Linked DNA regions of Homo sapiens: region 2 is linked to region 1. The links are chromatin loops, found by intact Hi-C in ENCODE. Cell type or tissue: HCT116. All regions are shown on one strand. Each heading gives the region's core, and the rest is flanking DNA. Links, peaks and the distances in the headings are about the cores only.

The links. Peaks named below come from ENCODE experiments on the same cell type or tissue, not always from the same donor. Only the 100,000 strongest peaks of a DNase experiment are listed, where the experiment ranks them.
Region 2: it touches region 1 in a loop (7-fold over the local background); 8 of 110 quality-filtered maps call a loop at or near these places.

Annotation. Positions count from the first base shown.
Region 1 is chr21:31,501,141-31,516,268 of GRCh38, forward strand. It overlaps a transcript of TIAM1 not described here. Among named protein-coding and RNA genes, the nearest start is that of TIAM1-AS1, 51 kb to the right of the region's middle. RefSeq lists a silencer at 8,661-8,720. In HCT116, for the core only: CTCF peaks have their summits at 8,011 and 8,645; a DNase peak (open chromatin) is centred at 8,681; H3K4me3 peaks cover 882 bases; H3K27ac peaks cover 2,150 bases.
Region 2 is chr21:31,190,711-31,205,838 of GRCh38, forward strand. TIAM1 (TIAM Rac1 associated GEF 1) reads right to left here. Exons shown (of 28, transcript NM_001353694.2): 12 at 12,198-12,302; 13 at 4,514-4,595. Among named protein-coding and RNA genes, the nearest start is that of TIAM1, 150 kb to the right of the region's middle. In HCT116, for the core only: CTCF peaks have their summits at 7,961 (motif pointing right) and 8,161; a DNase peak (open chromatin) is centred at 7,971.

The sequences.
Region 1 (15,128 bases), core at 4,881-12,880:
GATTCCCCCAAGGGATAAAGATACAGCGAAAGAAGGACCTTCAGATGCAGTCCAGAAGGTCAGGACCACACATTCCATTACTGCAGAGGCTGGTTCACACCCCACGTACATTGCACCCTCCAGGAGCCCCTTACCAATGCTGCTCAGTTACAACGGTGAAGAACCGGGGTGCTGGATTTTTTTTGTTTTTAAAAACGGAATGGGCTCTCAGCAAGCCACAGGTCAATCAGGATGGAAAGAAGAGAAGGGGGAGAGAGTCAACGCAAAGCAGAAAATCACTTTTCTAGGCATCTACACAACTAGGAGGAAAAAAAGTGACCTTTGGGCCTGATTGACCAAAGTGACCCAAGCTCGACGGCTTTCTTTGGCCTTTCGTATCTACCTGTTGTTCTCTCAAGACAAAACTGGTATTTCTCACTGGAACCCACCAAATCCATGAAGTGGTTTTTGTTTGTTTGTTTGTTTGTTTGTTTGTTTTTTGAGACAGGGTCTCGCTCTGTTGCCCAGGCTGGAGTGCAGTGGCGCGATCTCGGCTCGCTGCAACCTGCACCTCCCAGGTTCAAGCGATTCTCCTGCCGCAGCCTCCAGAGTAGCTGGGATTACAGGCATCTACCACCACGCCTGGCTAATTTTTGTATTTTTAGTAGAGACGGAGTTTCACCATGTTGGCCAGGCTGGTCTCGAACTCCTGACCTCAGGTGATCTGTCCACCTCGGCCTCCCAAAGTGCTGGGATTACAGGCGTGAGCACTGCGCCCAGCCTTGTAAAGTGGTTTTTACCAACAACAAAGAAGCCACTTGCTTGGAAATGTGGGACCAACGGGCTGAATGCCCCATCCGCAGCCACCTGGGAATTTAATCAGGGTAAGACTAAGAGCAGGCACTGCCTTGTCCATCCTATTTATTCTCCCCCAGGTTTCACTTAGCTGTTTTGAGAGCTGGGGGAAAGTTCCAGTGTCAAGGAATTCAACTGGCAGAATTAATGACTCAATAGCTTCAGTTCTAATAAGGTTACCAAACCAGTCCGCCAAGTAACATATCTTAAAGAAAAAAAAAGGTAAAAGGAGAAATACCAGAGAGGACATTTTAGGGGCCCACAAACACTGTCAGGAAGGAAGCAATTTTATTATTTGTTTTTTATTTATCTTTTGAGACAGGGTCTCGCTCTGTCGCCCAGGCAGGAGTGCAGTGAGGTAATCTAGGCTCACGGCAGCCTCGAACTCCTGGGCTCACGCAATTATCCCGGCCTCAGCCTCCCAAGTGGCTGGGATTACAGGTGTAAGCCACCGCACCCAGCCTGGAAGCAATTTTAAGAGAGGGCTGACTTCCATGTCCATTACTACCACAACCACCACCATCACCTACCACTTCCTACCACCCTCCCCCAAATCTGGGTCAGCACCAAGCATGAGGAAAATGGAACTAAGGACAGGATTTCAGCTAGGAAAAAAAGGAGATCACGAAGCCTAGATAATGAGTCAGGTGAGAGGAGTTTCTGCTCCATTCAGGACGCTGCCTTAAGATGTATTATGCCTAGATCATCCGTCTTGAGTTTCCTGGTTCACTCCGGATTGCACCCTTTAAAGCATTTCGTAGTTTCCCTTTACAATCAGATCCTAATGATTCAAGGATTGCTAATCCAGGTGGCTGTACTCTCCAATTTTGGTTGCCAGCCATTTCTCTGCTTAGGAGCATCTCATCAAAGGGAGAGCAAAGGAAGTTTAAAGAAAGCCAATCAGTCAAGCAAGGCACCCTCACATTCCAAGCTCTTACTTGAGTTAGGATGATGAAATTGACTTGGCAGGGGCCAAATCAAAAATAGAGGAAAAAAAAGGATGGGCGCAGTGGCTCACGCCTGCTGTGAGAGCCACACCCTGGGCTCTGATGTATGTTGCAGTGACATGGCTAAATGTACCAAGGTCAAAATTGTCCATAATCCGCTATTGTGTCTCCCTTAGGAAAATGGTGAAGAAGGCTGGGTGCGGTGGTTCACGCCTGTAATCCCAGCACTTTGGGAGGCTGCGGCGGGTGGGTCGTTTGAGATCAGGAGTTCAAGACCAGCTTGGCCAACACAGCAAAACCCCGTCTCTACTAAAAATAAAAAAAATAGCCAGGTGTGGTGGTGCGTGCCCGTAATCCCAGCTACTCAGGAGGCTGAGGCACAAGAATCACTTGAACCCGGGAGGTGGAGGTTGCAGTGAGCCGAGATTGTGCCACTGCACTCCAGCCTGGCCAACAGAGTAAACTGAGGAAAGAAAAGAAAAAGAAGAGAAGAGAAGAGGAGAAAGAGAGAGGAAGGAAAGAAGGAAGGAAGGAAGGGAGGGAGGAAGGGAGGGAGGGAGGGAGGGAAAGAGAGAAAGAGAAAGAGAAAAAAAGAGAAAGAGAAAGGAAGGAAAGAAGGAAGGAAGGAAGGGAGGGAAGGAGGGAAAGAAGAGAGAAAGAGAAAGAGAGGAGGGGAGGGGAGGGGAGGGGAGGGACCTGAAATCAGCACTCCAAAATACACTTGCTTTTTCTCTGACAAAACCAAAACGGCAGGCTGTAGGGATCCAGCACTGTGCATCCTGCATGAAAACAGTGGCTGACAGTGTCAGGACCCACAATACCTCTTCATCATCACAGTAAAGTCCGCCCTCAGAAGACTGGAGAGGTTGAAAGACCAGGAGAAACACCACCATTTGAGACATCACTAGCCTAAAATAAATAGGTTAATTTATGTTTAAAAAAAAAAAGTGAGGACCAGACTATGACCCCTTCCACGTCCAAAATTCTAAGCACGATTTGATAGACTAACTATCCTAGGTATTCCAATGGAAGAGTTGGGATCAGCCCATCCACTTTCCCAGAGCAGATCTCTAATGCTTATATGGTATCATTCACAAAGGGATAAAAGAGTAACTGTCCCTCCTGCCAATCCCTGCCCAACCTTACAGTGAACAAGAGCCTGAATCTTCCAGATGAAGCATGAGCGCTCTCCAAGTTAAGCATGGGCGTGCAAAGGGCTGGCATGCTGTCTGTCTTGACTTGCTGAGGACTGACAGGTTCCTGCTTGCTGGCATATGTGTTACAAGGCAACCCAGGCCTACAATGAACAACAGCCTGAGAGGGGTTGCCTTTGCAGGTAAAAGGGAGATCTGATTTAATCTTCACAGAGATGCAAGGGTGCATCCAGAAGAGGGGGCATGGCCGCTGAGAAGTGAGGAATCCAACCCTTTGGGGTAATTCATTCCCCGATACTTTTCAAGGATGGGCTGCCACTATGTCAAAAAGAAGGTACAACAAGTTCGCTACCTGGCAATTTCAGAAGCCACCTTGAGGGCAATGCACCCCTCCTCCAAGTTCAAGAATGCCACTGTAAGAAGCAGAAGCAATATGGGGAGCTGGGATCTAGGTCGCTCCTCTGTTAGATCTGAAAAGACTAAAACATGAAAACTTCCAAAGCTGGTAAAGCTCCTACTTCCCAGTTAGCTCAACCCAGTGGAACCAAGGGTAGTTCTCCAGGTCAATGTCTCTGACTGCACCAGGGGCTGATGACTTCTGCAGTGGAGGGGGAAATGCAGAACTCAGTTTGGTTTTTTCTACGTTCAGATCCCAAGTCATCCCTTTCTTCTTTGGATGTTAAAGTAGTATTCATCGGCCTGCATTTTTTCAGGATCTCATGCTTGCTAATAACCACTGTTACTAAAAAAAAGAAAAAACTTCTAGAGAAACCTGACCCTTCTCCCAGAAGCTAAGAACTTGACAGCTATGGTCTCCTCCACATAATAGATACTCCTGCCCTGATACTGCAAGACAGAAATGACCACTTTTAAAGAAATTAGCAAGTACCTTCAACAAATTTGTTATTAGCCTCTGACAGTCCCGCACTGGAGACCTCAGAAACACCAAAAATAAAAAGATACAATCCCTGTCATAAAGGGACTTAGGACACAGAATGAGTGAGGACCCCATGGGCCTAAAGCAGCATCCCATGGTGTGTAGCTAAGAACAAACCAGATTCAATCACAACTCAGCCACTGATTGGCCGGGCGACCACAAGGCCAAGCAAGCTACTTAACCCTCAGTTTCCTCACCTACAAGATAGAGATCGTGAATCCACCTCACAGTGTTGACATAGGATTCAATGATATAACTCATGCAAAAAAGCTTAGCTCTCTACAGGAGATATTATCATCAGCATGAATAATTAGATTCTAAGACCAAGAAGTATAAATGTTAAAAGATATGAAAGGTCAAGGAAATTTTAAAACTAGAAGACCTGGAAACTGGATAAACAAAGAGCAAAGAGAGATCAAGAAAAAAAAAAGTAAATGTATTCTTCTTAAGCCAAGCTCACTGGTGTCATTCACAAACACAGGGAATTCTTGACCAAAAAGATGACTAAGATAACTACTTCAACCAGCACACTCTGGAGCCCATGGAATTGGAAGAGCACTCATTGAGTGTAGACATTGCAGAGAATTGTGGGGGAAAAAATCAGTGGATCAGCATTACCGTCTTAGATGTTTAAAGCCTCTGAAGTTTTCTTAGATGGAAAGATCATCAAAGGTTACTATTCCAGCTCATTTTAAAAGCTGATGCCAGGCCGGGCACGGCATCAGATTTTTTTTGTAATCCTAGCAGTTTGGGAGGCTGAAGCGGGCGGATCACCTGAGGTCGGGAGTTCGAGACGAGCATGGCCAACACAGTGAATGAAACCCCGTCTCTACTAAAATTACAAAAATTAGCCGGACGTGGTGGCGGGTGCCTGTAGTCCCAGCTACTTGGGAGGCTGAGGCAGGAAAAATGCTTGAACCCAGGAGGCGGAGGTTGCACTGAGCCAAGATCTTGGGCCACTGCACTCCAGCCTGGGCGACACGGTGAGACTCTGCCTCAAAAAAAAAAAAAAAAAAAAAGGCTGATGCGCACAACAGGAAACGACCAACTTGCTCAAGGTCCCACAGCTTGCTGGAGACAAAGCTCTGATTACAACCCAGGCACTGATGGCTGCCCTCATAGTTTTCTGCCCAGCACGACTCCTCTTCACAGCAGGAAATCAGCCACCTACACAGGCTCCCTCCCCATTTCCATCTCTCTTCCCATCCCTAATAGCACTCTCTCTAAACTCACGCACTCTCACACACGTACACACACACACACACACACATATGCATCTGCATCTTTTTCCTCCCTTCCATATCTTTTTTTAAGGTATAAGAAATACATATACCATAACATCTATCATCTTAACCCTTCTTAAGTGTACAGTTCAGTGTTATTAAGTACATTCACATTATTGTGCAACTATCACCAACATCCATCTTCCGAACTCTTTCCATCTTGCTAAACTGAAAGTCTATACCCGTCCAACACAAACTCCCTTGAATTTCACTACTCTAGGTCCCTCATACAAGTGGAATCACATAGTATTTCTCTTTCTGTGTCTGGCTAATTTTACTTAACGTAATGTCTTCAAGATTCATCCATGTTGTAGCATGTGTCAGAATTTCCTTCCTTTTTGGCCAGGCACAGTGGCTCATGCCTGTAATCCCAGCACTTTGGGAGGCTGAGGCAGTTGAATCACTCAAGGTCAGGAGTTCAAGACCAGCCTGGGCAACATGGTGAAACCCCATCTCTATTAAAAATACAGAACTTAGCCAGGCATGGTGGCGCAAGCCTGTAATCCTAGCTACCTGGGTGGTTGAGGCAGGAGAATCACTTTAACCGGGAGGCAGAGGTTGCAGTGAGCCGAGATCGTGCCACTATACTCCAGCCTGGGCGACAGAGGGAGACCCTGTCTCAAACAAACAAACAAAAAACTCCCTTCTTAAGGCTAAATCATATTCCACTGTACGTATACACATTTTGTTGACCCACTCAATCAACAGACACTTGGGTTGCTTCCTCTTTTGGCTATTGTGAATAATGCTGTTATGTGCGTGGGTATGCAAATATCTCTCTAAGTGTCTGCTTTCAATTCTTTTGGGTAGAGACCCAGAAGTGAAATTGCTAGATCATATGGTAATTCTATTTTTAATTTTTTGAGGTGCATGCACCTTTTTAATTTTTTTTTTTTTTTTTTTTTTTTTTTTTTTTTTTTTTTTTTTTGAGACAGAGTCTTTCTCTGTCGCCCAGGATGGAGTGCAGTGCAAGGATCTCAGCTCATGAAACCTCTGCCTCCTGGGTTCAAGCAATTCTCTTGCCTCAGCCTCCTGAGTAGCTGGGATTACAGGCACCTGCCACCATGCCCCGCTAATTTTTTTGTATTCTTAGTAGAGATGGGGTTTCACCATGTTGGCCAGGCTGGTCTTGAACTCCTGACCTCAAGTGATCTGCCCACCTCAGCCTCTCAAAGTGCTGGGATTACAGGTGTGAGCCTGTAAAAGGGACCATGTCTGGTCCCTTTTAAAATTATATCACACTTCTCCATAACTACAACTAATAGCAAAATATGTTTTCTTTTTTATTCAACTAATGTTTATTCAGCACCAATTATATGGTAGGCCTTGGGCTATGTACCTGGGATACGATCAATCATGACCTAAAGTCATGGTCCCCGTCCTCTTGGGACTCACAGTCTAGCAGGAGGGACAGACAGGAATCAGATCACAGGCAGCTATCTGGAGCAGACAGACAACAGTGAAACTGACGCAGGCAGCAGTAACTCTGCCATCAATCATATTATGGGAAGGTGTTTTAGGGTGGTAGCCCAGGGGTGGGTGTGTGCTGTGGGTTGAATTGAGTGCCTTAAAAGATATGCTGAAGTCCTACCTGTCCTACCTCCCAGAACCTGTGACTGTGACCCAACTGGAAATAGGGTCTTCGTAGACATAATCAAGTTAAGATGAAGTCATACTGGCTTAAGGTGGGCCCTATTCTAATGACCAATGTCCTAATAAAAAGAGGGAGACTTGGACACAGACAGACATGGGGAAGGAGGACATGGAAGACACAGACAGGGACAGGAAGGACGCAGCTGCACACTGAGGAAGCCACCAGAAGCTGGAAGAGGGAAGGACAGGTTCTTCCTTAGAGCCTTCAGAGTGAACGTGGCCCTGCTCACACCTCAGTCGTGGACTTCGAGCCTCCTGAACTGTGGGAGACTACATTTGCATTGCTTGACGCTTCCCCTCCATGGTACTCTGTTAGCACAGCCCTAGGAAACCCTACAGGGTGGAACGTAGTCCTAGGTTGGATTCTTTTCTACCTTTCCTTGGAGTGGGGAGGAGAGAGATAGAGAAATAAAGAACTAGGTTTTCATATTGAAATTTCTTTTTTTTTTTTTTTTTTGAGACAGAATTTGGCTCTTGTTGCCCAGGATGGAGTGCAATGGCACAATCTCGGCTCACTGCAACCTCCGCCTCCCGGGTTCAAGCGATTCTCCTGCCTCAGCCTCCTAAGTAGCTGGGATTACAGGCATAAGCCACCACCACACCCAGCTAATTTTGTATTTTCAGTAGAGATGGGGTTTCTCCATGTTGCCAGGCTGGTCTCAAACTCCTGACCTCAGGTGATCTGCCCGCCTCTGCTTCCCAAAGTGCTAGGATTACAGGCATAAACCACCGCGCCCAGACTCATCTTGAAATTTCTAACCAACTTTCGATCCTGGCCTGTGGACCTGGGTCTCAGCTTCTGACTCTGTAGGGTGAGTGTGCCCTTAGACTATATCCGAGATCCTAGCGTTGAAGTGGTCCTAAGGTTCCCACGGAGTCTTTTTCAAGCTAGCCCACAGGGCAGTTCCTGATCACCCCCATGGGAGACCTATGCGCACACTATTGGTATTAAGATATGACTTGCTGCAGGACATTTAGCAAACTGGGCTGTGCTACGAACTCACCTGCCCCTCCCCCATGCCTTGTCATGAACAAAAATGCCTCCACCCCCATGTCTAGAGAAGCCAGCAAGAGGTGAGACCCCCTGGAGGGAATGAGTCTTAAAGCTGGGTCATAGAGCAGGCCACTGATTTTCCATGAGATCTATGTTTGAATACATTTGGAGTATCTGCGTGCCTCCGTGGTGGAGATTATGGGGTATGGAGGGCACCCTGCACAACGGTTCTTCAGGACTACCCGACAAACCCTACCTGCTGAGACTGGGAGGTCACCCCAGGGAGACTCACCCATTTAGGGAACCACTACTACAGCTGGGAGTGTCTCACCCTGTTGGATGGATCAGGCATGGCATGGGGAAGCCTCCTGAATATGACATGGAAAAAGGAAGCAGACATCCCCCGGCAGAGGTGCAAACCCAGCTCTCCTGGAGTCCTGCAAAGCCCCCAGGACCCACTCAAGGGCCATGTGAGCACCAAGTCACCTGCCTGGCACAGGCGCCACTTCCCACCCGCTCCTCGGGCACCCAACTGTTCCAGCACTCATCACTGCACCTCCTCCGCCACTGTCAACACAAACACCCACACCCAGGCAGGAAGTAAAAATAACCAGCCGTTTCATAGCATGTCTCATGCCTCATCTCCTTCCCGAGGCACGCCTCTCTCAGTCCCCTGCAGGCATCAAGGACCCACAGAGAGGAGAGAGAGGCAGGGAGTTAAGACAGTTCCAATGCCCTGTGCTTTGTCTACACTGTCAGACAGAGATCATCTCTAAAAGGGATAAAAGTCAGAGGCCCTTCCCTTGCAACAAAGACGGGGCTGCATGTTTCTCTCTCAGGGGCGCCCCCTACCTGGAAGGACAGTTCTTTCTACCAGTAAATTCCACGTGCCTGGAGAGCCGCAGAACTTCAGGGATGAGTCAGCCAATTACCGCTGGGCCCCTCCCCACCACGAGAGTGTGTTTATCTATCTCAGGCAGAGGTACTAGTGCCCAGGCAGAAAAGACATGAAAATCACAACCCCAGACCAGAACTAGCATCTTTTATGAGGCACAGCCATCAAAGGACCTCCTGACAGCAAAGCCTGGTGCTATGGTTCTGAAGTGCATCCCCCAAAAAGATATGCTGAAGTCCTAACCCGGGGTACCCGTAAATGTAACTGCATCAGTTTGCTAGGCTTGCCATAACAAAATACCAGAGTCTAGGTGGTTTGAACAACAGCAACTTATTATCTTACAGTTCTGGAGACTGGAGTCCGCGACCAAAGGGCCAGCAGGGTGGTTTCTCCTGAGGCCTCTCCTCGGCTGGCAGATGGCTGCCTTCTTTCTCGCTGTGTCCTCACACAGCCTCTCCTCTGTGCGTGCACATCCCTGGTGCCTCTATGACCAAATTTCCTCTACTCATAAGGACAACGGTCAGATGGATTAGAGCCCACCCTAAGGACCTCATTTGCACTTCATCATCTCTTTAGAAGTCCTGTCTCCAAATACAATCACATTCTGGCGTAATGAGGGTTCGGGATTCAACATATGAAGTTTCAACATAGGAAGTTTTGGGGGAACACATTTCAGCCCATAACAGACCTCATTTGAAAACTGTTGGGCTCACACCTGTAATCCCAGCACTTTGGGAGGCCAAGGCGGATGGATTGCCTGAGGTCAGGAGTTTGAGACCAGTCTGGCCAACAAGATGAAACCTCGTCTCTACTAAAAATACAAAAAATTAGCCGGGCGTGGTGACAAGCACCTGTAATCCCAGCTACTCAGGAGGCTGAGACGGGAGAATTGCTTGAACCCAGGAGGCGGAGGTTGCAGTGAGTTGAGATCATGCCACTACACTCCAGCCTGGGCTACAAGAGTGAAACTCCATCTCAAAAAAAAAAAAACAAAAAAAACTGTTTACTTTTTATGATCATGTCTTGCAGATGTAATTCATTAAGATGAGGACATATTGGAGTAGGGTGGTCCCTGAGTTCCTATGACTGGTGTCTTTGCAAGAAGAAAAAAGACACAAAGATACACACAGTGAAGGTAACCATTTGAAAGCAGAGACACATAGGACAACGCCATGTGGCAACAGAAGAGAGACAAGTCAAAGAATGCCATAGGTTGCTGGGAAGCACCATAAGTTAGGAAAAGGCAAAGAAGGATTCTACACAGCATCACAGGAGGAACCAATGCCGCGGGCACCCTGAGTCTGGGCTTGTGCCCTGCAGAACAACGAGAGAATAAACTTGTGTTGTTCTAAGTCACCCTGTTGGTGGCACTTTGTTAGGGCAACCCTAGGACACTCAGCCCTAGGAAACCAGGGTGAGCAGTTGGCTGGGCACTAAAGGTTCAGACCTCTTGAGGCCGCTTAGCCATACATAGAAAGCCTCCGTCAACACTATTTCCTTCTAATAAAATTCAATAATTGACTTGCAATACAGCCTAGCAGAGGAATTCTTAGTGCGGACTCTGTGGCCAGACTGCCTGGGTTCAGAACCTTGGTCTGTCCCTTACCAGACATCTGACCTTGGCCAAGACACACCCCCAGGGCCTCAGTTTTCCTCATCTGTAAAAAGGGCATGATAATAATAGTATCTAGCTCATCCTGCTAGGAAAATCACATGAGGCAATACTTACGCAGCAATCAATGCCTGGCACCGAGTCCAAGCTATGCATGGGTTTGATAAGTCCTGACAAAGAGTTATGTCACCGACGTATGCTTCTCTCAGTTGTATGTGAAATCCCGAAGAATCCTGGGTCGGGCCTCCCCGATCCTGGACTGATCATGTGTAACCTTAAAATTCACCAAAGTTCCAGGAAGGCACTTTGCAGAAAGGGAAAATGTAATAATACAAAGGAAACATTCCTAAATGATTAAAATGTCCCAAACTTACACCTCGTTGCTAGGGCAAGGGAAAAATATTATAACAACAAAATTTAATTTGAGAATCTATTTGAAAAATCAGCTGGAAGTGACAGGCAGAAATAGACAAGAGAGACACCATCTCAGCCATGGGCACGAAGGAGAGTGGCAGGTTAGGGTCAAGTGGCAAACCACAGCCCGTGGCAAACTCCTGGGTATGTCACACACAAAAACGTTGACAAGACATTTACCTAAGCTGCCTGGGATGCACTGAATTTCCTTATCCTACTGCAATTTATTTTATTTGTTTATTTTATTTTTTGAGATAGGGTCTCACTCTGTTGCCCAGGCTGGAGTACAGTGGTACAATCTTGGCTCACTGCAGCCTTGACCTCCTAGGTTGAAGCGATCCTCCCACCTCAGCCTCCCAAGTAGCTGGGACTACAGGCACATATCACCATGCCCAGCTAATTTTTTTTCACTTTTTGTAGAGGTGGGGCCTCCCCTGTGTTGCCCAGGCTGGTCTCAAACTCCTGGGCTCAAGTCATCCACCCGCCTCGGCCTCCCAAAGTGCTGGAATTACAGGTATGAGCCATCTCATCTGGCCACAATTTTATTTTTACTGTTGTCACAACAGCACTATATAAATCAATGAATGGCCTGTGACCCAGTTTGAAAACTACGGACACAGCCCTCTGCAAAATCCTTCCTACTTCATTTTTTCAGAATATTTAACTCCAGGGACTAAATTCTGAGGAAAACTCCCGGGACCTTCTTTTCTTTTCCAGAGTCAAAGACAGTCCTGTCTTTTTCTTTTTTCTTTTCTTTTTTTTTTTTTTTTTTGAGACAGGGTCTCACTCTGTCACCCAGACTAAAGTGCAGTGGCGTGATCTTGGCTCACCGCAACCTCCACCTCCCAGGCTCAAGCAATCCTCCCGCCTCAGACTCCCAAGTAGCTGGGACAACCGTTGCAAGCCACCATGCCTAGTTAGGTGTTTTTTTGTTTGTTTGTTTGTTTGTTTTGTATTTTTGGTAGAGACGGGATTTCACCATGTTGCCCAGACTGGTCTCAGACTCCTGAGCTCAAGTGATCCTCCTACCTCAGCCTCCCAAAGTGCTGTGATTACAGGCACGACACACGGCACCCAGCCAAAGACAGTCTTTTCTAACCATAGGGAAAACTATAATGTTCTAAAATAAACAATATGAGACTGGACACTAAAGACTATGAGGAAACAGGCTTCCAGAGGGCTAACTGCTCTATGCTAAAAATTCAGTGAAGTTTAACATTTACTCTTTTTTAACATAATTCTTAACTTCTAAAGCAATGCTATTTATTTTGTTTAATAAACATTTTCACACATGCCATATATATATGTTCCATACATATACACGTACCATGTTCCAGACACTATTTTAAACCCTTCACAAATATTAACTCATTTAATCCTCACAATGACCCTATGAAATAGGTAAACTATATGACACCATTTTACAGGTGGGGAAACTGAGGCCCAGAGAAGCTACCTGCCCAAAGTTAAGAGCTGGGATTCCAGTCCACTAGTCTGTGCTGCTCTAATTGATTTCTTCATCAATTTTCTCACTATCTCAGGTGCCCCTGTTCGCTATTAAGCGAACTTCCTCTTGAGTTTCAATGCTACCATGTTGTGAAATGCAAACTCTTAAACAAACAGCCCTGCCATTCAGGAGGGTGACCCACAAGCTCTCACCCTTTCAGCAGTCATCATCCCTTCCATGTTCTTTAGCAGTAGAATCAGACTGTCAAAATTAGCTCCTTAGAAACCAGAATATACCTATATTGAAAGAGCTAACTTCTGGATCTGTTTTAATGGAAACTCTTGTACAGATACCATGCCCTTCAGTTGTTTTCTTTAGGGTCAATCTAGACCTACTTGTAAAAATAAGGTTCTGGAGCCAGATGCAGTGACTCATGCCTGTAATTCCAGCACTTTGGGAAGCCGAGGCGGGTGGATCACCTGAGGTCAGGAGTTCAAGACCAGCCTGGCCAACATAGCGAAACCCCATCTCTACTAAAAATACAAAATTAGCCGGGCATGGTGGCATATGCCTGTAATCCCAGCTACTCCGGAGGCTCAGGCAGGAGAATCACTTGAACCTGGGAGGCAGAGGATGTAGTGAGCCGAGATGGTGCCATCGCACTCCAGCCTGAGCAACAAGAGCGAAACTCCATCTCAAAAAAATAATAATAATAAGGTTCTGGCACATCCCCCAAAGGCCTGCGACAGAGGGACATTTCTGGAAGGAAAATTCCCTTGTATTTCAAAAGCGGCTCTGACCCCATCCTCCTGCCTCATCCCACCCTCAATTGTATTTCATGATCTAAGAGGTGAAATTAAGAACAGACTCCCTGACTTGTAGAATCAAAGATGTTTGCCCCCACACATAATGCAAACCCAAGATTAAAGAAAGTAAAAACCGTTTAAGACCAAAAAGGCAATTATCCAACCAATCTCGTTTAATGAGAGAATTTACAAATTCTAGGTTCTTCCTTCTAGGGTTCTAAAGATTAGCCACCAATTGCTCAGGGCCAGCAAAGCAGCTGCCACAAATGTTAAGTTCCTAGCTGGAAAGTTAAAAAAATCATATTGATTTTTGAACTTTGGGAGGCCAAAATGGGCAGATCACCTGGGGTCAGGAGTTTGAGACCAGCCTGACCAAGATGGTAAAACCCCATCTCTACTAAAAATACAAAAAAAAAAAAAAAATAGCCAGGTGTGGTGGCAGGCACCACACCTGTAAACCCAGCTACTCAGCAGGCTGAGGCACGAGAATCGCTTAAACCTGGGAGGTGGAGATTGCAGTGAGCCAAGATTGCACCGCTGTTCTCCAGCCTGGGTGACAAAGTGAGACGCTTATCTCAAAAAAAAAATATTGATCTGAGTTTTGATACAACCACAGTCCTCCAAACCTCCAGCGTTCTGAACTGCAGAGTGCACGCCTGGAGGTCTGGAGTGTGGTCCCTGCTGATGCAGCTGCGCTGCCCTCTCTCTGCAAGAAAAAGGCCTCCTGCAGCCCGCAGCTGGGTGGAACCACGGGACAAAGCAGACTTTGTTCCAGCGGAAAGCCGATGTTAGGAGTTGGGAGAGATGGAAAGCAAGATAGAGTCACTTTATTTCTTGCTTCCAACTCTCATTATGTCTATTACACAGGCACACGACAGCTGCCAGACCCAGAAGTAGGCAGACGGGCCTTGCCTGGTTCGGTGACTCTTTTGCCAAAGGACATTGTGGATTTGACTACACTTTTGCAGAAACCCAAGTTTGGCCCTGGACCAAAAACCAGTCCTACCCTTTGTTATCCACCTTTTACCTTTCTTCGCTATCGACCCACAGGCCCCAACTCCAAAATCATGACCCACCCTCCCCACGCAGCCCTCATGTGCCTGGAGGGCCCCTTCTTCTTTTGTCTCTCTAGGAAAATCTCACCATCTTCTAGGTTGAGTTAGATACTCTATCCTCCATCCTATTGCACAGAAATCCTCAAAGTGTGGTCCCTGGACCAGTGGCATCAATATCAAAATCTGTGCACTGTGCCCCAGATCTACTGAAACAGAAGCTTGGGGTGAACCAGCAACCTGTGCTTTCACAAGCCCTCCGGGGGTGTTGATGCCCACTCAAGCTTTGCCCACTTCAACAGCCATAATCACTACTTTACCTCCTCCCTACTTAGCTTAGGACTCTGTCATTGTAAGTCCCTCAGAGTCTGGCACAAGCTAGGCACCCTATAAACACCCAATTGTTGAATTAAGCTAAATAACCTCTTCTAAAACTTGAAAGGGCAGTGTGAAATCGACAACTTTACAGGCTGCTGAACCTCCACCACCATCTTCAGACATGCAGCGCCAGCAACACCCAGGAATCCTGCAGAATAAAATCCTGCAGAATAAAGCCAGACTCGGTCAGAATTTCCATGGAGCAAGTGATTTGGGAAAAATTAATATGTGGCTCCTGTTCATGACCATTGTCTGCAGTAAGATTCTAAAACACACCAGGGACTGGACACATGGCTCACACCTGTAATCCCAGAACTTTGAGAGGCCAAGGCAGGCGGATCACCTGAGGTCAGGAGTTCGAGACCAGCCTGGGCAACATGGCAAAACCCCATCTGTACTAAAAATAGAAAAATTAGCTGGGTGTGGTGGTGTGCACCTGTAATCCCAGCTACTCAGGAGGCTGAGGTAGGAGAATCACTTGAACCCAGGAGGCGGAGGTTGCAGTGAGCCAAGAAGGCGTCACCACACTCCGGCATGGGAGATACAGCGAGACTCCATCTCAAAAAAAAAAAAAAAAAATAGGGGCTGGGCACAGTGGCTCACACCTGTAATCCCAGCACTCTGAGAGGCCAAGGCAGGCAGATCACCTGAGGCCAGGAGTTAAAGACCAGCCTGGCCAACATGGTGAAACCCCATCTCTACTAAAAATACAAAAATTAGCC
Region 2 (15,128 bases), core at 3,054-11,053, 310 kb before region 1:
ACTAATTTCAACAGTAAAGTGTGGGAGTGAGCTGAGGGCTGAGATGGAGAGAGAGGCAAGAGAGAGAAATTAAGTAAATGTTCCCGCTTTAAGTGTGTTCAGTCAGTTGGATTATTAAATTATATTCTCCTCCCTAAAGTGTTCTAAAATAGAAAGCAGCATATGATCTGTATTGTGAGGTGTTTCTGTGTTTGTGCCGGCAGCTTTTACTTGTACTGAACTCAGTATCTAACCAGAAGCCACTTAGCTAGGTGTTAATATTAGATACAGATGGGCTGAATTTCGACTCTGCGGTAGCTTTTAATCCAGAGGCAATCAGATCTCTGAGGACTGGGGGAATGTTTCACCTCTTCAATCAATACGCTGCTGGAACATCAAATGCCAAAACCAACCCGAGCACGGAGAAGAAATGATTTAACTGAGCTTATTAGCCATGAGTGGCAGGCTTTTCTTTTCTTTTTTTTTTCTTTGAGACAGAGTCTCACTCTGTCACCAGGCGGGAGTGCAGTGGCACAATCTCAGCTCACTGCAACCTCTGCCTCCCAGGTTCAAGTGATTCTCCTGCCTCCCGAGTACCTGGGACTACAGGTGTGTGTCACCAAGCCCGTCTAATTTTTTTATCTTTAGTAGAGATGGGGTTTCACCATGTTGGCCAGGATGGTCTCAATCTCTTGACCTCATGATCTGCCCACCTCGGCCTCCCAAAATGCTGGGATTACAGGTGTGACCCTCTGTGTCCAGCCTGTGGCAGGGCTTTTCAAAGTGAAGTCAGGGAACAGGTGCCAACTGTTTGCTAATGGCAGTAATGTCAGGACAGAAATCAAGACTAAGCATTGAGAACCTCTTGTAGCTTTGACATTGCCACAACCTCCAAGCATGGGATTTTGTATTTCACAAAAGCAGCAGTGGTCACAAAAGAGTGGAAATTAAAACAAAACAAAATACCTGCTTCTTTACATCGGATGAGTTGGGAAGCACTGTTTGTAACACTCTCAAGACTGACGCCTGGTGCCCTGTCATACCCTCCTCAGGGGGTAAAAGTAAATGGGTTCTGTGAGTAATTCAGTGACTTTAACAAAAAGTATTAAAATGTATACAAACGGTAGCAGTTTCATGCCCAGTTCCAATTTCTGAGTCCCTGAATCACTCAATCTTAGAAGCAGAGTCCAAGAGCTTTGAAATTCAGCCTTCTGAACTTGATCTTTGCTAGTTTATCCTTACTCAACAAAAATTAAGTAAACTGAAGAGAAAAAGAATAATCATTATGGAGCATCTAATTTTGGAGGATCCAGGCACTTCACTGCTACCAATTACAGCTCTAATTACTGAGGTCGGCTTTTTGCTGCATAATAAGCCGCTCATAAACATTTATTCCTTGCCATGAGAAACATTCTCCTGGCTTTATTATGTCTTTAGTTTTAAGGTCAAGAAATAAACAGCATAAAGTTATAACGCAAGTGGCCAGGGTTCAAAACTGGATTCTCTTCATTAGGCCCAAATCCTCTATTGAGTATTCCGAGATGAAGACTGGTGGCCTACAGGGGAAGGTGCAGAAGGAATGTAATATCCCAGTGCTCAGAAAAGAGTTTTAAAGATTTTCAAATGCTAAAAAGCTTAATAACCTGGGCCAGGCACAGTGGCTCATGCCTGTAATCCCAGCACTTTGGGAGGCCGAGGTGGGTGGATCAGTTGAGGTCAGGAGTTCAAGACCACCCTGGCCAACACGGTGAAACCCGTCTCTTCTAAAAGTACAAAAATTAGCCAGGCATGGTGGCACACGCCTGTAATCCCAGCTACTTGGGAAGCAGGAGAATCACTTGAACCTGGGAGGCAGAGGTTGGAGTGAGCTGAGATCGCGCCACTGCACTTCAGCCTGGGCGACAGAGGGAAACTGTGTCTTAAAAAAAAAAAAGACAGCTTAATAACTTGATTCAGAGAGAAATCTTAAGCGAGCATATGAGGTAGTCTTTATGTCTTTCCACCGGGAACTTTGTTCTCCTTCTACCAAACAGTAGAATCACACTTCAGTGCTCCCTCGTAGGTAGGTATGGCTGTGTGACTTGCTTTGGCCAATGAATTGGGAGTGGGACAACACCTGCTTTCCCATCTCCCCTTCCCCCTCTGCAGAGTGACAAGCACTGTCCCAGGTGGCAGCTGCTCCAGACCTGGGTGTGGAATGAGGACAACGTATGGAGTCCCAGCCAACCCACAAGGGACGCGTGGTGAATGTGAGAAATAAATGTCACTGTTTCGAGCCACCGGGCTTTGGTGGCTGTCTGTTACCTCAGCTAACCTCGCCACTCCTGACTGATACAGCACAGCATGGATTTTCCTCACTTAATTTACTCAGGCACCAACTCTGTTACTATTCAAGCCATACAGTGTAATGCTAAGTAAAGAAGACTGGTCTTAAACATATGGAAAGGAATATATATTTAACTCCGCCAGAATGTAGACAACCGCATAGGAAAGCGTTAACACAGCAGGCATGACTGCTATTCTTCGAAAGGCCCGCTTACAAATTTGAACCTTGGCTGGTATCCTGAGAACTTGGATTTTGGGAGGGTTCCCAACACCCTGAGTGGCTCACAGTGCCTAAACTGTGGTACAAACAATGGGATTTATGGTGAACGCCTACTTTCCTCCTGGGAGTCTGGAATTTTGGTGCATGCTAGGCAGAGGGTGCCTAGGGAACCAGCCTCCCCAGAAAAGCCCTGGGCACTGACTCTCTAACCACCTTCCCTAGGAGAGAGCATTTCTCAGGTGTCCTCACAACTTGGTGCTGCAGGAGTTATCCTCATTCTACGTGACTCCACTGAAACAGGGCCCGCTGAAGCTCACACCTGGTTTCCCCTAGACTTCACTCCATGCGCCTTTTCCCTTTGCTGATTTTGCTTTGTGTTGATACAGGAGTTAAGATGAAATGATTTAGGCAGAGAGCGAGGAGAAGAAAATCCTCAGTAACATTTTCCTTTTAATGAAAAGCAACCCCCAAATAATTTTTTTTTGTAACAAAAAGCAGCCTGTAAAATCAAGCTGCACACACAGACAAGCAAGCTGGAAGCTTACACCGGTGAGTGCCGGCAGTGTGAATCGGGAAAAGCTAGCTGGGACTAAGCATGTTCAAAATGGCGGCTCCATCCTCTCTTCTCTTTGTCAGCCATGCGTACAGTAAGAAGCAGTGAACATGGCCCCCGCCAGGCAAAGACTCCATTTGCATAATAAAGATTAGGATAGGGCAGCCAGCTTCCATGCGTGCTGTGTAGACCTCACACCTGGTCCAAACAATCTGTGGGCCTTATGTAAATCAGACACCGCCTCCTCAAGCCTGGCTATACAAATCCAGTGCATTCCGCCGCTGGCCGGAAGACCCACTCGGGCACCCCTCTCTCTCTGCAGGAGAGAGAGCTATTCTCCTTTCTCTTTTTTTTTGCCTGTTAAACCTCTACTCCTAAACCCACTTCTTGTGTGTCCGCATCCTCGATTCCCTTGGCATGAGACAACGAACCGTGGGTATTTACCCAAGACAACGAAGCCGCTTCAGTATAATTTGCTATTAAAAAAATCATAGTTGTGAGTATGACCAGAGGCTGAGCTCTGTGGGTCTTCCTAGTGAATCAGCAAACCTAGGGATGGTCTTGGGGACCCCCCTACACACCACCAAAATAGTTCCTTTAACATTATTTGTATGGGAAGGGAGGATAATGTAGGATAATGGCTTACTTATTTTGAGATTTCTCAAAATTTATAGTTTTCGGGAGGGGGTGTAAAAGAATAATTCCTACATTACTAAGGTACATCATAGTATATGTTAAACAAAAATTATGGGAGGTCATTGTTGTGAACTGAGTTCCTGCATTATGCCCGAAAGGCCAGATCAAATAAAAATGGAATCACTCATGCTGGATGCCACATAATCAAACTAAAACTTTCAGGAAGCAAGTAGATCCCCAAACAGACCAGTTTTTCCTGAAAACATGAGATTCCGGTCTACCTGAGTCAACAAAATAAGTAGGTCCCCTCTGCTTTAACCCTTACAAAAAAGTAACCTGAAGTAAGCTAAGTTAAACAATCAGTTTTCTTCTTCCACTGTTCTGTTTCCTTGTCGCCAACTTACAAACATCACTGTTCTGCCACTGCCCAGAGGGAGCTCTCATTCTATTTTGTAGAATGGAGGCTATCCCATGCATGAATCACAAATAAAAGCCAGTCAGATTTATAACTAAACTTGTTGTAATTTTATCTTTTGACATATAAAATAAGCTACCCACTTCCTTTTTAGGACAGTAGAATCCCAGTAATTAAAGTTATGAAATTTAACACCAAAGTCTACATCGTACCCAGAGTAAATATCCCTGTTATTCCCTAGTGTGGCTGCCCTCCACAGAGCAGGAGCCAGATATACTATCTGTTTTAGATAGGACTCAAAGGCATTTTGTTGAACTGTAAATAAATGCATGCTTACATAAGAAATACTTTACCTTAAAACACAAACAAAGAAAAATAAACTTACCGTAAGTATCAGCAGCTGTATCTGACTTCTCAATGTGGATGCTCTGAGTGACTTTTGGACAGATTTCAATTTCTTTGTACAGCTGAAAGTTACAAAGGGGAATCTAATTAGAATTTCATTATAACTAACTTTTAAAAATGGTCATCATTTCATAAATCTATTTTTTCACAATTGATACTTACGTGAATTTGCACTTCACAATCTTATCATTAAACGAAACTCATTAAAAGTAAAAAGTAAAAGTAAAAACTTCCAGCTGTCGTCCTCAAACATAGCCACAGTTTGGTTTCTAAGTAATTCCTCCACATCACTCTGTCTGTCTATTCCTACCCAATGTCTATCACAGACCTGAAAAATAATGCTAAAGTAATGGAGATCTCTAGTTGTGGGGAGAAAAAGTTTATTAAAATCAAGAAGAGGTTATAAAGATCTTGGTATGGAATTCATGGAAATAAGATAAATCTCTATGCTTCCATTCAAAAAGTTCATCATAGTACAAATAAGTAGAGACAAATGATAGCATTGAAACAGAAAACAAATTACGTAAAGGAGGATATTCTTTTTTTTAGCCACTGAACTGTATCGAAATTAGCTAGAAAACTGAAGTACACAAATTAATCAGCCTTCTAAAAGCCCAAGAAAGGAAATAACTTATGACTAAGTCCTCAAAAGCAACTGCAACAAAAATGAAAATGGAAAAGTGGGACCTAATTAAACTAAAGAGCTTCTGCACAGAAAAAGAAACTGTCAATAAACAGACAATCTACAGTATGGGAGAAAATATTTCCAAACTGTGCATCTGACAAAGCTGTAATATCCAGAAACTATAAGGAACTTAAATCAGCAAAAAGTGAATAATCTCATCAAAAAATGGGCAAAAGACATGAACGGGCACTTCTCAAGATAAGACATATATGTGGCCAATAAATATATGAAAAAATGTACACATCGCTAATTATCAGAGAAATGTAAACCAAAACCACAATGAGATACCATCTCACACCAATCAGAATGGCTATTACTAAAAAGTCAAAAAACAACAAATGTTGGTGAGGCTGCAGAGAGAAGGGAATGCTTTTCTTTTCTTTTTTCTTTTTTTTTTTTTTCACACGGAGTGTTGCTCTGTTGCCCAGGCTGGAGTGCAGTGGCGCGATCTCGGCTCACTGCAGCCTCCATCTCCCAGGTTCAAGCAATTCTCCTGCCTCAGCCTCCTGAGTAGCTGGGATTACAGGCGTTTGCTACCACATCTGGCTAATTTTTTTTTTTTTTGTATTTTTAGTGGAGATGGGGTTTTGCCATGTTGGACAGGCTGGTCTCAAACTCTGACCTCAAATGATCCGCCCACCTCAGCCTCCCAAAGTGCAGGAATTACAGGCATGAGCCACCATGCCCGGCTGAGAAGGAAACACTTATACACTGTTGTTGGGAATGTAAATTAGTTCAGCCACTGTGGAAAGCAGTTTGGAGACTTCTCAAAGAACTTAGAACTACCGCTTGACGCAGCAATCCCATTACTTGGTATACATCCAAAAGAAAATAAATCATTCTACCAAAAAGACACGTGCACTGTATGTTCATTGCAGCACTATTCACAATAGCAAAGATGTGGAATCAATCTATATGCCCATCCAGGGTGGATTGGATAAAGAAAATGTGGTACATGTATACCACAGAATACTATGTAGCCATGAAAAAGAACAAAATCATGTTCTTTACAGCAACATGGATGCAGCTGGAAGCCATTATCCTACGTGAATTAACACAGGAACAGAAAACCAAATACCTTCTCACTTACAACTAGGGGCTAAACAATGAGTACTCATGGACATAAAAATGGCAACAATAGATACTGGGGACTACCAGAGGGGGAAGGCAGGAGGAGGACAAGGGTTGTGAGACTAACTGCTGGGCACTAGGCTTACTACCTAGGTGACAGGATCAACAGTACCCTAAACCTCAGCATCATGCGATATACTCAGGTAACAAACCTGCACATGTGCCCCTTGAATCTAAAATAAGAGTTAAAATTATTTAAAAAATTTTTTAAACAAAAAAGGCTGGAAAAAGAGCTTTGTACAAAGTCAAGATAAGAATGATGCAGAGTTCACACATCATAAATGTTGTTTAAATTAATCAATATTTCATTTTCTTTTTTCTTTTTTTTTTTTTTGAGACGGAGTCTCGCTCTGTCGCCCAGGCTGGAGTGCAGCGGTGTGATCTCGGCTCACTGCAAGTTCCGCCTCCCAGGTTCACGCCATTGTCCTGCCTCAGCCTACCGAGTAGCTGGGACTACAGGCGCCCGCCACCGCGCCCGGCTTTTTTTTTTTTTTTGTATTTTTAGTAGAGACAGGGTTTCACCATAGTCTCGATCTCCTGACCTCGTGATCCGCCCGCCTCAGCCTCCCAAAGTGCTGGGATTACAGGCGTGAGCCACCGCGCCCAGCCGGATATTTCGTTTTCTTATGTCAAGATCTATCATCAAGACAATAACTTACAGAGTTCTGACCATGTGTCACGCCTCTCACGCTAACTCCATGAGACAAGCGTGATGTCCATTTTACAAATAAAGGCAAGAGCCTAAAGAGAAAGTACTTTCCTAAATTCAGAAGACCAGTTCATACACAGCTGGGATTATGAACCCAGGTCTCACTGGCTCTAGAGCCGCATTCTTTCCACTACACTACGATGCCTCCCAGATCAGCCTTCACTGGAACACAGGGTATGAACGCAAAGGGAACCTACCCTCTTAGGTCAGTCAAAGGTTCAAATCCAAAATTTATAATAAAAACTCACAAACAAATAGATGTGTCAAATGCTCATATAGATTTTTAAAATTATTACTCTATCTTAAAATGAAAACCAATTTTGAGCCAAGGTCAATAACAAAAAACGTGGCCGTTAGCACTAAAGAGAAGTCTTGATGATTATCTAAACTTGCCCGTATCCCTGACCACACAGCCATTCGTCCAGAAACGATTTTATTCAGGCAGGTAGAAAAGAGTGGCCAGTTTCTTCTCTTTATTTGCTTGGGGCATTTGAAAGGTCAGCATAATACTTGTGACTCAGGAGCCTGAGAAAGCGTTTGCTATAATAGAATGCCAAGGAGTGTGGGGGATAGGAACGTGGACAGGACAGCTTGGATCCTTTTAAACACCTCAATTTAATGCAATTTCCACCAAATGCAACGTGTCAAGGGCATGACTGAATGTGGTTTCAGTGTTATACTTTAGAAATGTTTCATACTGATACATTTACAAATGAGAAGAAATCAGTTATACTACTTTTTCATTCAGAAAATAGCCACCAAAACTCTAAATACTAAATTCAATAAGGTTTACAATGTATAACCTAACACCACAAAATGCTCAAGGAAATGTTATCAACTACGTTCACTTCAACTTATCAGGAGCCTTACTTTTATTTTTTAAAACTTTAAGAGCCAAACCCTTCCTCCAGGTGGCAGTATATAACTGTTTGTTTTAATCATTTCCACAGGATCTAGTGGGACTAGAGCTTTGTGCATAATCTTTCCTATATTTTCATAATACTACTTCCTAGTTTTCTTTGAAATTAGTGTGAATATCACTGTGTCTTTTGCTGGTCTCAGACAACAACTCAGTATCATAAGACAGGCCCGCTGGCCACAACATCCTTAGGCTGGTTGGACTAAAGCCAGGTTTAGTGAACAAAACTAAAACTATATCTCAAGAAGCGTTTGTACTTTAAAATATATTTTCAATGCAACCACGATATCTGGAACTAGAAATCTGGAAATTCAGTAGTTTTATACATAAATGCACTTAATGATGAAATAGCTCACATCTTCCCTTTCTTTTATTAAATCAATAATGTTGCAACTTTCCCTGTTTTCAAAAACTGGATGAGAAGATCACCAGATTTTAAGAAAAAAATTGCTTACCTAGGGCTCTTGAGTTCTCACAAAATCAGGATCATTTCTTTCTCTGTCTCCTTTGGGTGGCTTGGTCTGAGCCACCGTCACGCTCTTGCCTGACGATGACTCTCTACAGCCTTCTATGGGCCCTGGCTGCTCATCTTCTCATGCCCTATGGGCCCACTCATCTGCCATAGTGAGCCTTTCAAAGCCGACAATGCCCTTTCTCTCTGGGGTTTCCTATGGCACTTAGGCTCTACATGGCCTATCCTTTTTCCCTCCCCCCCACCATCTCCTGCATCCCCTCTTTCGTGCCCTCTCCGCCAATCCTCCTCAAACACCAGGTAAGCCACCTCCACCATGGCCACCCTCCCCCTGCCCAGGCCTTAGCCAGCTTTGTTCTCTCAGCCTAGAACATTTTTTTTTTTTTTTTGAGACAGAATCTGGCTTTGCCACCCAGGCTGGAGTGCAGTGGCACGATATTGGCTCCCTGTAACCTCCGCCTCCCGGGTTCAAGCAATTCTCCTGCCTCAGCTTCCTGAATAGCTGGAACCATAGGCGTGTGCCACCATGCCTGGTTAATTTTTGTATTTTTAGTAGAGATGGAGTTTCAGCATGTTGGCCAAGCTGGTCTCGAACTCCTGACCTCAGGGGATCCACCTGCTCAGCCTCCCAAAGTGCTGGGATTACAGGCGTGAGCCACCATGCCTGGCCAGCCTAGAACACTTGTCTGCAAAATACCTCTATGATTCCACTCCCTCTCTTCACTCACTCACCCTGTTCGAACATCACATTAAAAAAAAAAAAAAACACACAAAAAATAAATAAAATAAAATAGCAACAAGACCCACTGCAGATGTGCCATCTCCCTCTCTCTACTTGCCCCAACTTCTTGTCTCTCCAGGCTTTGAACATTCCCTGACATATTACACATTCACATGTATTTTTACTTGTTTCTGCAAACTTGAATACAGGTTCCACCAGAAGCAGAATTGTTTTGGTGTATCCCCAGTGCCTAGAACAGCTAGAGTAGTGCCAGGCATACAAATGCTAAATAAATATTTGCTAGATGATAGCTGGGTGTGGTGGTGGGCAACTCTATTCCCAGCTACTTGGGAGGCTGAGGCAGGAGAATTGCTTGAACCAAGGAGGCAGAGGTTGCAGTGAGCCAAGATCGCGCCACTGCACTCCAGACTGGGCAACAGAACAAAACTTCATCACAGAAAAAAAAAAAAGTGATATCTTTATATTTACAAACCTTAAACTGAAAATCAGCATTTCCTTTTATCCTAAATGAATGTAGGCAACAAACATAGTAATAGTAGCAGTGCCTGTGACTCCGTCACGAATGGAAATCACAGTTATTTTCATATCATGTTTTAGCTGCTGCTAGTGTCTCAAAATATTATTTATGCTCATCGTTACCTCAGAACAGTGGTAGCTATTAGATCTACTGCTAGGTCTTGTAATTTAATGGTCTAGCTATTAGGTCTATGTCTACCTATTAAGCCTTATAATTTAATAAGCTAATAAATAAGAACATATATTACCAATAATTCAAAAAATATTTTTGAGAACTATTTCAATATATTTAGGGCACAGGTAAGCCTATGTATTCTATTTTACGCGATTGAAAATATCATTCTGAGAAGGGGTCTGGAGGCTCCACCAGGCTACCAAAAGTATCCAAAGGACAAAATAATTAAGAACCTTGGTTGAAACAGAGGTTTTGCAAGACTGTGGCATTTGCATCCTTACAGATCTATGGGCTGGAGACCTTCTGCAACAGGCCAAGAAATAATACCATGGTCTCCCTGTACTTAAGATTCTTTTAAAATACATATATAGCTATCTGCATACAAAAATTGTAGATCCAAACAGACTAAAGAGACCACACAATGGGCAAGGCTTAAAAATAATGAGTCCATACAATTTCAAAAACTATGTCTGAAGTACCTATACCTCTTATGTGAAAAATATGAGGAACATGGAACCTGGTTAGGCATGATCCCTATAATTCAGGATGCAAAATACTCATTAACCCCAAGATGCAAAATATATAATCTAATAACTCTTCTAGTGTTAGCAGGAAAGCACTTCCCTTTTTTAAGTAAGAAAAAAGGGTTTTCTTTCCTTTACTCATACAGCAGCACCAAGACTGGCCTTTTCCCCAGGCCAGAAAAAGAATACATCAGCCCTCTCTGTTAAATGTACTGAACACAGAACAGTTACTGATTTAAGTGATAGTTGGAAAAGGGCTCATTATTTTGATAATCTTCTATTGCATAACGTGCTATAAGTGTTACAAAAGCACACGCTCTCTTACATTTCCTTAAAAGCCCTTAAAGGGGCACAAGGTAACTTTTCAGATAACAGAAATGTTCCAAAGCATGATCACAGCAGTGGAAACAAGACTGTATACATTTGTCAAAACTCATTGGATTGTGTCCTTAAAGTTGGCAAGAGTTTCCTTAAATGTAAAGTATACCTCAATAAAGTTGACTAAAAACACAATTTCCTACTCATTTTTAAATCATGCTTCCCTTTTCCAAAAAGAGAATAATACTTGGGTTTAAATGTTCAGTTCCGCTTTCTGTGGTGAAACCCTCTCTGAAGTCACTGTTATTCACACATCCATGGCAAGCAGTCAGAGCCCCCAGAGGAATGACTAAGAACAGAGAGAGCACAGGAACTCCAAAATAGAGGCGCCTTGCTCCCAAAATGTTTCTTTCCTGGAACTGACAAACGCACCACTTTGCTAAAGAGCAAAGAGCTTGTCACTGGGCTTACTGCAATAACAACCATTGTAATTTACCAAGTAAGCATATTATCTCTAATCTTTGTAAAATCCTAGAAATTAAGTATTAGCATTTCATTTTTTTTTCTTGGCTAGTTCCATATGATTAGTAAGCAGGTCTGATTCAGAACCCCAGTCCCATAAGTATGTTCAAACTCAAATATATGTAAATGTCCCCGAGAAGCTATATAAATACAGTTCCAAAAGACTAGGACATAGATGGCAGCTTTTTTCACCCAACAAGATTTGATCCAGCAGTTTCAACATGGCTACGGATGTCACACAAAATTAGAATTAGCACTGTTTTCTGTAACAACAACCAGCTGATTTTTAAGTCACCAATTAAAATAAAAGACTGGCCGTGCGCAGTGGCTCACGCCTGTAATTCCAGCACTTTGGGAGACTGAGGTGGGAGGATCACTTGAGCCCAGGAGTTCAAGACCAGCCTGGGCAACAAAGCAGGATCCTGTCTCTACAAAAAAAAAAAAAATTAAAAAATAAAAGTTCGTCAGCCATGGAGCTGCGTGCCTGTGGTTCCAGTTACTCAGGAGGCTGGCACAGGAGGACCACTTAAGCCCAGTAGTTCAAGGTTGAGGTGAGCTATGATCACACCACTGTACTCCATCCAGCCTCGGTGACAGAGTGAGATCCTGTCTCTAAACAACAAAATAAAAATACTAAAATACAATAAAATAAAAGATTGCCAATGCAAGGAAAGCTAGTATTATAATAATGACTAAAGTTCTATCTAAGAGATAGCTCTAGATTTTGATTTGTCATGATAGCACTGCACTGCTTCGTGCGTAAACAAAGGTGATCATTCCACTCTGGAATACTGAGCTAAGTAGGGCCATCTCCACCAACTTAAGGGCTATGAATGAAGCTCATTTATTTTTGAACTCGTTCCACTCCACCAACTACAATTAACACGAGAACACTCATAATTTGAAGATAATCTCCCATAAAGTGTGCTTGGACAACAGTCATAACATTACCAGCTCATAGATGTCTTCCTCGGGCTGTGGAACATAGAGCTGCATTTTGTTTTCTATTAGAAATTTCAGGCGCAGGTAATGAGCAGAATGATCCAGTTGATGTGTCTGGGACAAAAAAGAAAGAAAGAAAGAAAATGTCTGTTCAATAGTAAATAGGCACAATTAGTTCTCCACCAACATACGATGTATTCCTATGACCAATAGAGTTTGTTGTTGTTGTTGTTGTTGTTTTGAGATGGAGTTTCACTCTTGTTGCCCAGCCTGGAGTGCAATGGCGCAATCTCGGCTCACTGCAACCTTCGCCTCCTGGGTTCAAGTGATTCTCCTGCCTCAGCTTCCTGAGTAGCTGGGATTACAGGCGCCCACCACCACGCCCAGCTGATTTTTGTGTTTTTAGTGGAGATGGGGTTTCACTATGTTGGCCAGGCTGGTCTCGAACTCCTGACCTCAGGTGATTCACCCGCCTTGGCCTCCCAAAGTGCTGGGATTACAGGCGTGGGCCACTGCTCCCGGCCCAATAGAAATTTGATGCTGAATGGGGGTATAAAGTTTCTATACTTCTTAAAAAGTTTACATCGTAAATGCAAAGTTTTAAAATAACTTTCATTGAACACACTGGTAACATTCCAAGGGTATCTTAGGATTCAATGGAAACAACTGACTCACATCTCCACGCCTCCTTATTTGATTCATTGTGCTCTCTAACACTGGTAAAATTTTCAACACAACACAGCAGATCAAAAAGGTTCTTAAATATAACTTCATAGATAGGTGATTAAAGAAAAGGGTAACAAGAAAGGTAAGAAAATACTGTATTTACAATGAGAGAAAAAAGCTGTGCCCAGGCAAAGTTGTTTTTTTAACCACATAGGGACAGTGGGACAGTTGTTAACAGTTCATTTGCAAGCGAGTCAGTGTGAAGACAAGGCTTTTGGACTTCAATCTTATTTATATACTCCCCAAGTGAGACTCCCTCCAGGGGCAGTGCTAATAGGCGTGTGTCCAACTATGGAAACACACTGAATGACTCGCTCAAAGAAAACAATTCTAAAATTGAAATTTTCAAGGACCCTTTAGTCCAGGATGGAACAATAGATTTTTTCTTCCTGTCTAAAAAGTAATCTTTGAATTAATTTTGAGGAATAAGTAATAATACCAACATGGTTTTATAAATCATTCTCAGTAGACAGTCAAGAGGATACAGGGAAAAAAAGAAAATGCTCTCCAAAAGTTACACAGCAACATGAAAATATATTGCTAGAGAGAAAATGTTTAAACCAAGTGATTTTTTTAAGCATCCTTATCTTTTAGGGGTACATCCTAAAGCGCTAATAGATAGAAATGATATAATGTCTGGAATTTGCTTCCAAAACAAATAAGAGTTGGGGGTGGGAGTGAGTAAATCGATAAAACTTAATTTGATCATTACAGATGCTAGGTGATAGATACATGAGAATTTATTACATTGTTCCCTACTTTTATACAAATTGGACATTTTTCACAAAATAAATATAAAACCTCTTCACATTCAAAGCTCTGCAGGTGAGAATTATTTCAAAATAAATAAAGTTAATTTTAACTGGTTCAGTACTCTTTCTACTTACCCCACCCTCAAAATAATATTTTTAAAGCCAAACTAACAGCATTCCAATAACCATTCCAGTAATATATATTCAGTTACACTTAACGAACTCTTAGATACGCCAGACACCATGTGCAGTAGTGAGAATACAGAAACTAATACAACATAAATGCAGTCTTCAGGAGTGTCTGCAGCTGCAGGTAAAAGCTATGTAGATGTGGAAGGTGAGGCAGCAGTGGTTTAGCATTTTAAATAAATATGTACATGCAGGACAGGCAACCTGCATTCTTGTAAAAGCACATTTCCAGAAAGTGGAAATGAGTTCACTCTGAACACATAGCAGAAGGATAAAGTTTTCTATCAGTGATTCTTGGGAACCCCAACCTTTCTCCTCTCCTGAGTAATATGATAGTTTGCAGCCTGCTGTGCCAGACACAGATGCCATTCACCGAACATGTCCCAGTGCACCTGGCTTTTGTCCTTTCACTGCCTATATTTGAGACCAGATGCTCAATGTCTGACAGATCCAAGATTGTTGATGTCAAAGATAATAAGGCTGGAGGCGAAAGCCCAGGGAACATAAAACAGGAACTTTTTAAGTGTGCTACTTACTGCTGGAGAATCATCAAGATAAATAAACAACAACAAAATACTAATATTTAGGGTGATGTGATGAGCAAGAAAAGTTTTCCTAAGAGAGATCGAAGCTGCAAATGTTTCCCACCTACCTGGGTCCTCACTGAAATCTTTAATTAGAAGCAAAAATTTTGGTTCACCATCTGTTTCCGACTGAGGCGGAAGGGAAAGAAATGAAATTTCATGGGTTCTTAGTAACAGGAACAAATTCACTTGGAAACCTTATCATCATCATTAATAAACACTTTGTGGGCACTCCTTAATGAGACTGCCACTGAAACAGACTGTCTTCCAGAAATCAGGCCAAAACAGCAACCTCACCCAAGAAGTTCTGGTTCCTGAAACTTCAGTGTGAGAGACAGCCCACTGTCAGGCACAAATAGCCTAAGGTGGTCCTGGTGTGGACTGCGGAGAACTGCAGCATCCCCTAAATGCTACAGTACTGAAAACATTTATACAAACATGCAGAGAATGTCAAGGCACCTCACTTGAATTGTGTAATGCATTGCAGAGAACTAAAGAATGATAAATATAGCAATGGTAATAAGAATGATTCTTGGCTGGGCATGGTGGCTCATGCCTGTAATCCCATCACTTTGGGAGGCCAAGGTGGGCTAGTTGCTTAAGCCCAGGAGTTTGACCAGCCTGGGTAACATGGTGAAACCCTGTCTGTATCAAAAATACAAAACTTAGCCACGCATGGTGGGGTGAGC